Regions from separate parts of the Homo sapiens genome. Here region 1 is linked to region 2. Evidence: chromatin contacts called from ENCODE Hi-C or POLR2A ChIA-PET data. All regions are on one chromosome and are shown on one strand. Each heading gives the region's core, a stretch centred on a gene start or an enhancer-like site at or near the end of the contact. The rest is flanking DNA. Distances are from core to core; before and after follow the strand shown. Region 1 holds the start of RFX1 (regulatory factor X1). Region 2 holds the start of DDX39A (DExD-box helicase 39A).

Region 1 (4,399 bases), core at 1,066-3,565, 410 kb after region 2:
ATTGTGTATCCCATCCTAGAATGCAAAGGGAGTTGTTTGCTTTCTTTTTTTTCCTTTTTTTCTTTTTTTTCTGAGACTCAGGCTGGACCACACAATCATTGCTTACTGCAGCCTCTACCTCCGGAGCTGAACCAATCCTGCCAGCCTCAGCCTCCAGAGTAGCTGGGACCACAGGCACATGCCACCACGCCTAGCTAATTGCTTTTTTTTTTTTGAGACAAAGTCTCGCTCTGTCGCCCAGGCTGGAGTGCAGTGGCAGAATCTTGGTTCACTGCAACCTCCCCCTCCCGGGTTCAAGCAATCCTCCTACCTCAGCCTCCGGAGTAGCTGGGATTACAGGCATACACTACCATGCCCAGCTAATTTTTGTAGAGACGGGTGTCTTGCTTTGTTGCCAAGGCTGGTCTTGAACTCCTTGGCTCAAGCAATCTTCCTTGCTTGGCCTCCCAAAGTGCTGGGATTACAGGTGTGAGCCACCATAAATGAAGTCACCTTTCTTCACTTGTATAGCCCAGGGCCTTGCACCGAGGAAATATAATGTTGGTTGAATTAGGAAACAAACTTAGGTGGAGTCACTTTCTGAATGCCACACAGCAGGGCTGGCATTAGACTTCAGGGCTGTCTGAGCCTGTTTTCTTTTCCCCTTGCTGTTCTAGGGCCTACCTGGGATGAGAATGCAAAATTTAAGAGAAGGCCAAAGAGCTCAGTCATAAGATAATTGACATTTAAAACATAAAAAGTAGGCCGGGCGTGGTGGCTCACGCCTGTAACCCCAGCACTTTGGGAGGCCGAGGCGGGCGGATCACGAGGTCAGGAGATCGAGACCATCCTGGCTAACACGGTGAAACCCCGTCTCTACTAAATATACAAAAAATTAGCCGGGCGTGGTGGCGAGCACCTGTAGTCCCAGCTACTCGGGAGGCTGAGGCAGGAGAATGGCGTGAACCTGGGAGGCGGAGCTTGCAGTGAGCCGAGATTGCGCCACTGCACTCCAGCCTCAGCGACAGAGTGAGACTCCGTCTCAAAAAATAATAATAATAAATTTATTTTAAACACAAGATCTGACCCTGAGCTTGCATAACGCATCTCACCTTAATCCCTGTGTTGGCGGATCCTGTCTTTATTTAAAATTGTGATGTTTTGTTCATCATAGATTTATTTTTTCCCATTAATTTGGATATTTAACAAATATTGAATTAGAAGATTATTTATCTTGATGACTGAGTTTTTGCTCCCAAGATGTTCACCCTAGTCCGGGCCCTGTTTCTGTCTCTTCTCGTCCTGCAGCACCCAGACAGTCCCTTGAGGAAACTGAGGCACAGAGGAGCGTATGTGTGGGAGGTGTGTGTGTGTGGCGGGGGTTGTGGTGAGCTCTCCTGGGCGGACCAAGCTCCCTGGGCTGGGTCGGGGCTGACCTTTGCTTATCTACCGCGGTTGAAGCCGCGAATGAAGTCCCCCGCCTTGCAGAGACCTTTCCCAAGGCGGCCGCACCGCCTGCGGGGCAGAGATAGCCGCGGTCACCCCGGCAGCGGTGACCTTTTCCGGCTGGAGGGGACCGGGAGGCGGGAGAAGGCGCGGCGGCCGCGCTGTCTGGCCGGCTTGGGCGGAGGAGGATGTCACCCCAGCGGGTGGGAGCTGGGATCGAACCCCGCCGCGGCCTCCCGCTTCCACCCAACCCCGACGGGGCCATGGGCAGTGGGGAAGGGGGACGCGCGCCCAGTGACGTCATCGAATCCCGAGTCCGGCCTTCGCCGCTGTCGTCACAGAGGGGCTGCGCTGCGTCACTGCATTCCTCCCCTGACGTCAGCGCAAGAAGCCAGAAACTGGCCCACCGAGCGAGAGAGAAGTCTGGAGCGGAGTCTTCCTTTCTCGCCTTTTTAATTTGGTAAGACATGTAAAGTGTACGCAAGAGCGGACTACAACTCCCAATCGGCCTTGCGTGCCGAGCATGCGCACGGCCTCCAGCCAGAGAGCGCGGCAAACCTTTGGTAGATTGACGTCCCTTTAGTCGAACCAGGAGGCCGGTTTTACATCGGCAAACCAATCCCGTCCTCACGAGTCCTACCCCTTTATTCTTAACCAGCTGCTTCCCTGCCGGAGTGACGGGCCCGGCTGCCTTTGAGGGTTCAGTTTCTTTTGATGGACATTCATACTGATAAATCAGATCGCCGGGAAGTCCAGAGGGTGTTGAAAAGCGTGCATCGGAACTAATAGTTTAGCTGCAAGGCCTGGCGCCGTCCAATCACTTCTCCGGCCGCCGCCAATCACCCCGGGCCCCGCCCCCGCGCGTGACGTAACTAGGGTGGGTAGCAACAGTTGCCCCGGTGAGGGAAACGGAGGCGCCATAGCCACGGTAGTCGTGGCGACCAAGCAACCCGGCAACGCGAGTCAACAACAACAACCGCCCGGCCGACCCCCACCCCCACCCCCCAGGCCCGGCCCGGGGACCCCAGCACGTCCCGTCCCCTTCCCAACATCGACTCCGAGACCTCCGAAAAGCGTTTCCGCAGACAGAAGTGGGGAGAAGCGGAGGTAACCAGGGCGGCCCCGGGGTGGCTGGCCGGGCCGGGGTGGGCGGCGGGGCCGGGGCAGTAGGTGTCTCTGTAATCACAGTCCGGGGGGAAGGGGCGGGCGGTCAAAATGGCGGCGGCGACTGTCTGGACCGTGGGGGAGGGGGCCGGGGCCCGGCTGGAACGACACCACCCGCCCCCGTCCCCGCGGCCCGGCCCCCGCGAGGGGCGGGCGCTCGCAGGCCCGCGGCGAGTGGAGGTCGGCAGGCCGGGGCGGGGGGCTTTTATATGTCGGGAGCGCGAAGGGGCGGGCCTGGGGAGGCTGGGCCAATGGGAGCGAGGGAGGTACGAGGCGGGGCCAAGGTGGGTGGGCGGGACCAGGAGGGAAGGTATGGGCGGGGCCGGCTGGGTCTCCCCAACCTCCACCTCGGGAACCAGGGTGGGCAGCCACCACCCGGTCCGCCTTCCAGATCCTTAAGCGACTCCCTTCTTCCTTAAGAGCTTTGCAGTTGTCCCAGGACTCAGAACTTGGACAAGTGCCTGTCCATCTGAGGCCTCAGTTTTCCATCCTGTAAAATGGGGAGAATCATTGACATCGCCCTTTTCCTGCAGTACCGGGACTCCTCATTCCTTCCAGGAATTTTACTTACGGCTTATCTTTGAACCTTTTCCTCGTATCTACCGTTTCTGAATGTGGTTTGATAAAATAACTGTCAGCTAGTCCTGATTTCAACACTGCAGCCCACTCCTAAACCTGCCACCTTCTCTCTGGGAGGAAGCAAAGAGGAAGCAAAGTTTCATGGAGGAGCTAGGAGTCGATTTGGCTTTAGCGTGGAGGATCTGGTTTGCAGAAATCAAAGTCCATGGTAGGGAGGAGTGACCATGAGGGAATGCTTTAGAGGAACAGAAACCTGAGTGCTTTTCTCTGGGCTGCTGTTTGAGACCTGATGTTTCCTGGTTTGAGGTTGCGGGGGTTTGTTCCTGGAGATGGAACGTTTCTGGGTCCTGCCCATCGAGGTCTCCCCTACTGGGAATGGGGGAGCAAATGAAGCCTGAGGAAGTTTCTTAGATTTTTTAAACCCGCTTCTCTTGGCCAGACACATGTTTTTGTGTCAAACGAGTGTCAACCGAGTCACATGTCACTGACAAGGTCCCAGCCTCTAGGGCCACGTGGGCAGGAGCGGTCAGAGGGAAGGGGAAGCTATCCATGTTTGTGAGAGGAGAATCTTTGCCACTGCTTTTTAGGGTGACAATATCCTGCCAGCTCGGGGAGGAATTTTTTTTTTAAGTAGCCAGCCAGGCCAAGTCTAGTTGGCTTATTCTCCGTCTTGCTTTTGAGCTTAGTGTCGGTGTGCAAACTGCAGCCATTTCCTTTTAAATCAGTCAATACATTCCAAGGAAAAGGATCATTTCAGGCTTTTTCCCAAGAGTTTGAGATTGGTCTGGTGGGGGTTGGCGGGTCCTAACTTCTCCAGGTACTTTTTCTAGGCCTGGCCCTTTTTAGAGGAGGCAGGGACTCTTTGAAAGTTAGGACAGGTGGAGATTAATTTTCAGTAAAACAAACAAAAAAGCTAGAAATGCCAAGTTGCTAGACGGATCATCAGCACTTTTTTTTTTGGAGACGGAGTCTCACTCTGTGGCCAGGCTGGAGTGCAGTGGCTTGATTTTGGCTCACTGCAGCCTCCGCCTCCCGGGTACAAGTGATTCTCCTGCCTCAGTCTCCTGAGTCGCTGGGACTACAGGCGCTCGCCATCATGCCCGGCTGATTTTCGTATTTTTAGTAGAGACGGGGTTTCACCATGTTGGTCAGGATGGTCTTGATCTCTTGACCTCGAGATTTACCTGCCTCGGCCTCCCAAAATGCTGGGATTACAGGCGTGAGCCACCGC
Region 2 (5,024 bases), core at 1-2,500:
CTTTACCAAATTTTTAAAAATTAGCTGGGCATGATAGGTAACAAGAGTGACACCCTGAAGAAAGAAAGAAGAAAGTGGAGGGAAAGAGGGAGGAAGGATGATAGGAAAATAAATCTGCCAGGATCTAATAAAGCTTAGTGACCATGCCACCATGCCACTCCTAAGTATTTAAAAGAAATGAAAATTTATCTTCCCCAAAATACTCTTACAGTACAAGCTCTATTAACAGTGGCCAAAGACCGGAAACAATCAATTGGCCAAGAACAGGTGAGTGAAACTATATTGGCTACATTATAGTATAGCCACACAATGAAATACCACTCAGCAGTAAAAAATAACGAGCTGTTGATATCCCCACAACATGGACAACTCTCAAAAACACTTTGCTGCGGCCAGGCAGGGTGGCTCATGTAATCCCAGCACTTTGGGAGGCGGAGATGGGCAGATCACATGAGGCCAGGAGTTCGAGACCAGCCTGGCCAACATGGCGAAACCCCTCTCTACTAAAAATATGAAAATTAGCCAGGTGTGGTGGCGGGCGCCAGCAGTCCCAGCTACTCAGGAGGCTGAGGCAGGAGAATCGCTTGAACCCGAGAGGCGGAGGTTGTGGTGAGCAGAGATCGCGCCACTGCACTCCAGCCTAGGTGACAGAGCCAGACTCCGTCTCAAAAAAACAGCTTTGTTGAGCAAAAGTCAGACACAAAAGACAACCTATTGCATGCTTCTACTAACGTGAAAATCAAGGAGACAAAACTATCGTGGAGCGATAGAAATCCAAATACTGCAAAATGTTCTGTCCATTTGAGTCATTCCAAGCTCCCTATTCTTTTCAGAGCCTACACTGTGGAGGACCCCCAGGCCGCAGATTGATAGCAACTGGGACAGTTCTGGTTTCAGCGCCCAGCGCAGACGCCACTCTTCGAAAAGGTGGGGCACACGCCAAAACGCAATCATCCGGTCTTCAGTTATCAGTACTAAACATGGCGGCTCCCACCGAGCACCACACCCAGATCACGAGACCGCGCGCTGTCGGAGCCAGTCTGTCGGCTCACTGGGGCGCGCCTACTTTTAGATTGACCAATAAACGCGAGGCGTAAGGCACGCCCTCTTTCTTCCCGTCTCCGCCAATAATCTCCCGGTCCCTTCCACAGGACCCAATCACCGCTTCGGCCTCTCTTGAATGAAAAGGCAGCGGCCCAGTCAGCAGAGCAGCAGCCCGACGCAAGAGGCAGGAAGCGCAGCAACTCGTGTCTGAGCGCCCGGCGGAAAACCGAAGTTGGAAGTGTCTCTTAGCAGCGCGCGGAGAAGAACGGGGAGCCAGGTGAGCAGCGGATCCCGGGCGCGGGGCCGCGGTGTGGGGACGTCTGAACTGAGAGCGAGAGGACGAGGGGAGACGTTGGGATCTAAGGGGAGGGGGAGAAAGGGTCGCGAGACGGTGGGGGCGGGGCGGTTGGTGTGTCAGAGCGCTGTGTGTTGGCCGTTGGGCACCGGGGCGCATGCGCTAGGGGTGGGCCAGCCGTTGGCGCGCGGTGCTCGGGGCTCGGGGCCCGCTTCTCGGAGGGGCTGTCATGGCCTACGGCGCTCCGAGCCCCACTTGGAGTCTGTCAGTTCGTCCGAATAGACCCCGCGGCGGCCTGGGGCCATTTGGAGAGGGACGAGGGGGTGACGCCGGGGTCTGGGGCCTGGGTGGGAGAAGTTGGAGCTTTCAGTTGTCAGGGGTTTCTTTGGGTCCGAGGGACTTGATCCCTTTCCCAGTCTACCTTCTTCTTGGTCTACTTTTTACGGGATTCGGGATTCTGAGATTTAGAGCAAATAAGACTTTATTTTGGAAGGCCGGGCGCGGTGGCTCTTGTAATCTCAGTACTTTGGGAGAGACCAAGGAGGGCGGATCACTTGAGGTCAGGAGTTCGAGACCAGCCTGGCCAACATGGTGAAACCTCGTCTCTACTCAAAATACAAAAAAAAATCAGCCGAGCGTGGTGGCGAGCGCCTGTGGTCCCAGCTACTCGGGAGGCTGAGGCACGAGAATCGCTTGAACCCGGGAGGTGGAGGTTACAGTGAGCCGAGATCGCGACACTGCACTCCAGCCTGGGTGACAGAGCGAGATTCTGCCTCAAAAAAAACAGAATGAAAAAAAGATTTTCTTTTGGAAATAGGAGTCCCCAGGTGGGAATAAACTCCGGGGTGGAAAGCCTGCCTGGGGACACTTGAGGGTAACTGGGTACACGTGGCGTGTCTGGGTTGTGAGTTCCCCGCTGTCACCTTTCAAGTTCATGCGCTCCTGGCGCCTTAGCGGTCATGGCCACCCACTTTGGGCGGGGAAAACCCCGCCGGATCCTTTCCTGATCTAATCAGTTTTGAGCTTTAGATCCTGTCCAGCCCGGTTTCTCGAAAATTTTATCTTAGCAGATTCGGTTCACCCCAATTTATTTATCTCTCTCTCTCTTTTTTTTTTTTTTTTTTTTTTTTTGAGACAGAGCCTTGCTCTGTCGCCCAGGCTGGAGTGCAGTGACACTATCTCGGCTCACTGCAGCCTCCGTCTTCCGGGTTCAAGCAAGCACATCCGGCTAATTTTTGTATTTGTAGTAGAGACGGGGTTTCACCATGTTGCCCAGGCTTGTCTCTAATTCCCGACTTCAAGTGATCCGCCCGCTTCGCCTCCCAAAGTGCTGGGATTACAGGCATGAGCCACCACGCTGGGCCCCAATTTCTTTTTTTAAATTTATTTTTCTTGAGAAAGGGTCTCCCTCTGTCACCCAGGCTGGAATGCCATGGCGCCATCACTGGCAGCCTCGACCTCCTGGCTCAAGCGATCCTCCCGGCACAGCCTCCCAAGTAGCTGGGACTACAGGCCCATGCCACCACACCGGGCTAATTTTTTTCTTTTTTTAATTTCTACTTATTTATTTTTTAGCCTTTGCTACATAGAAGGTGCCCCTTGGGCTATGTGTTTTTTAAGTTTTTTTAAGTTTTAGGGTACATGTGCACAACGTGCAGGTTTGTTACATATGTATACATGTGCCATGTTGGTGTGCTGGACCCGTTAACTCGTCATTTGCATTAGGTATATCTCCTAATGCTGTCCCTCCCCCCTCCCCCCACCCACCCGGCTACTTTTTTAAAAATTGTTTTTGTATAGACGCGGTCTCGACTTATTGTCCAGGTTGGTCTCGAACTCCTGGGCTCAAGCCATCCTCCCACGCTGGCTTCTCAAAGTGCTGGGATTACAGAAGTGAGGCACCATGCCGGGCCTGCCCCAAATTTATTTCCCCACCAACAAAACAACTTTGCTTTATTTCCTTAAAATACACCATCTCTTGGCCACCTAGATTTGGAGCCCAGAATAGACTGTGGCTTTTCTCTACCCATGGATTGGTCAGGGGATGTTCCTGTCTTTTGGCATGTCCCACCCTTTCTTTCCTTACCTCACGCCCCTACCCTGGTTACTTCTCTTTTATTTGGTGACTGGTTTTCCCTGCTACTGGTCTTAACCTACCCCTTCATCGGAGGAGTAAGTTACAGTACTCTTGGGCAGATCCTGATTGAGTGGCTCAGCTCCAATCTAATTAGCAGTTCCCTATTGCTTAACAAGTACACAGGCCCAGGCTGGGCGTGGTGGGTGGCTCATTCCTGTAATCCCAGCACTTTGGGAGGCAGAGGCAGGAGGTTTGCTTGAGTCCAGGAGTTCACGACCAGCCTGGGAAACGTGGTGAAACACTGTCTCTACTAAAACAAAAATTAGCCAGGCGTGGTGGCATGCACCTGTAGTCCCAGCTACACAGGAAGCTGAGGTGGTGGACTCACTGGGCCTGGGAGGTCGAGGCTCCAGTGAGCTATGATTGCACCACTGCACTCCAGCCTGGGTGACAGAGCGAGACCCTGTCTCAAAAAACAAAAAAACAAACAAACAAACACATGCCCTGTGTGGCTGACCAGCTCTTCCAGCTTTGTCTTCTGCCCTGACGCCAGCCAGCTAGTCCTACTCTGCATACCCCAAAAGGCTCTGGTGCTTTTCGGACTGACCTTTCTTGGCTCCTGTTTTCCCTGCTGCCTGGGAAGTGACCCCTTCAGATTGCCTGTTTGAAGGGTCAGATAAAGAGACATGTTCAACTCTGCCTGAACGCCTTTATTCTAGTTCCATTTATTCAGCCATTGCTATGGAGTGCTTATTAGCTGTTCTCACAGGGCAGGGCTGACTGGAAGCGGTGCTGTTTTAGTTGGGGCTGTGAGGAAATGCCTTTCTGGAGCAAAGGAGGCCCAAAAGAAGTGGGGGATTTGTGACCCTTCCAGGCAGCAGGAACAGCAAGTGCAAAGGTGCTGAGGTGTGTTTGAGACACGGCAGCAAGGCTGGCGAGTGAGGGGCAATGGGGGAGATGAGGTATGAGTATAGAGGAGTCGGGTTAGGAGGGGCCCGGTAGGCTGGCTTTGTGAGGACTCGAGTTTTTTTCTAAGCACAGTAGGAACCCATTAAAAGTTTTGAGCAGAATAGTGATGTACTCTTAGGTTTGTTTTTTTTTTTGAGACAGAGTCTTGGTCTTGCTCTGTCGCCCAGGCTGGAGGGCCATGGTGTGATCTCGGCTCTCTGCAACCTCTGCCTCCTAGGTTCAAGTGATTCTCCTGCCTCCAAGTAGCTGGGATTACAGGTACCCGCCACCACACCCGGCACATTTTTGGTATTTTTAGTAGAGATGGGGTTTCACCATGTTGGTCAGGCTGGTCCTGGACTCCTGACCTCAGGTGGTCCGCCCGCCTAGGCCTCCCAAAGTGCTGGGATTACAGGTGTGAGCCACCGCGCCTGGCCGTGACTTAGTTTGATAGGGTCTTTCTGGCTGCTCTGGGGAGGGGCTGGGGGATGGCAACAGGGAAACCAGGGAGGAGGATATTGGCTTAATTCAGGCAAGAGATGATGGCACCTACATGTCCAGCTGACAGTGGTTAAGCAAAATGTAGTATGTTGGTGAGATGGAACATTAGGTGACCATGGAAAGAAATGAGGCCAGGTGTGGTGGCTCACACCTGTAATC

Evidence for each region. Hi-C counts contacts between places; a loop is a spot of excess contacts on that map. ChIA-PET counts read pairs that join two places held with the same protein, here RNA polymerase II (POLR2A). Pooled maps may share reads with other maps.
Region 1: a map with no recorded cell type shows a loop between it and region 2 (18-fold over the local background). The contact joins the promoter of RFX1 here to the promoter of DDX39A in region 2. A Hi-C loop is called at or near these places in 5 of 37 single-sample maps with no recorded cell type and 13 of 50 pooled maps. POLR2A ChIA-PET finds 5 or more read pairs at or near these places in 2 of 52 experiments (A673 and activated B cell).

Annotation. Positions count from the first base shown.
Region 1 is chr19:14,004,236-14,008,634 of GRCh38, reverse strand. RFX1 (regulatory factor X1) reads left to right here and starts at 2,315. Exons shown (of 21, transcript NM_002918.5): 1 at 2,315-2,532. RefSeq lists enhancers at 1,505-2,032, 2,033-2,560, 2,561-3,089 and silencers at 2,284-2,463, 2,514-2,893.
Region 2 is chr19:14,415,567-14,420,590 of GRCh38, reverse strand. DDX39A (DExD-box helicase 39A) reads left to right here and starts at 1,250. Exons shown (of 11, transcript NM_005804.4): 1 at 1,250-1,321. RefSeq lists silencers at 1,421-1,520, 3,668-3,757, 3,778-3,857 and enhancers at 1,641-1,780, 2,191-2,250, 2,621-2,670.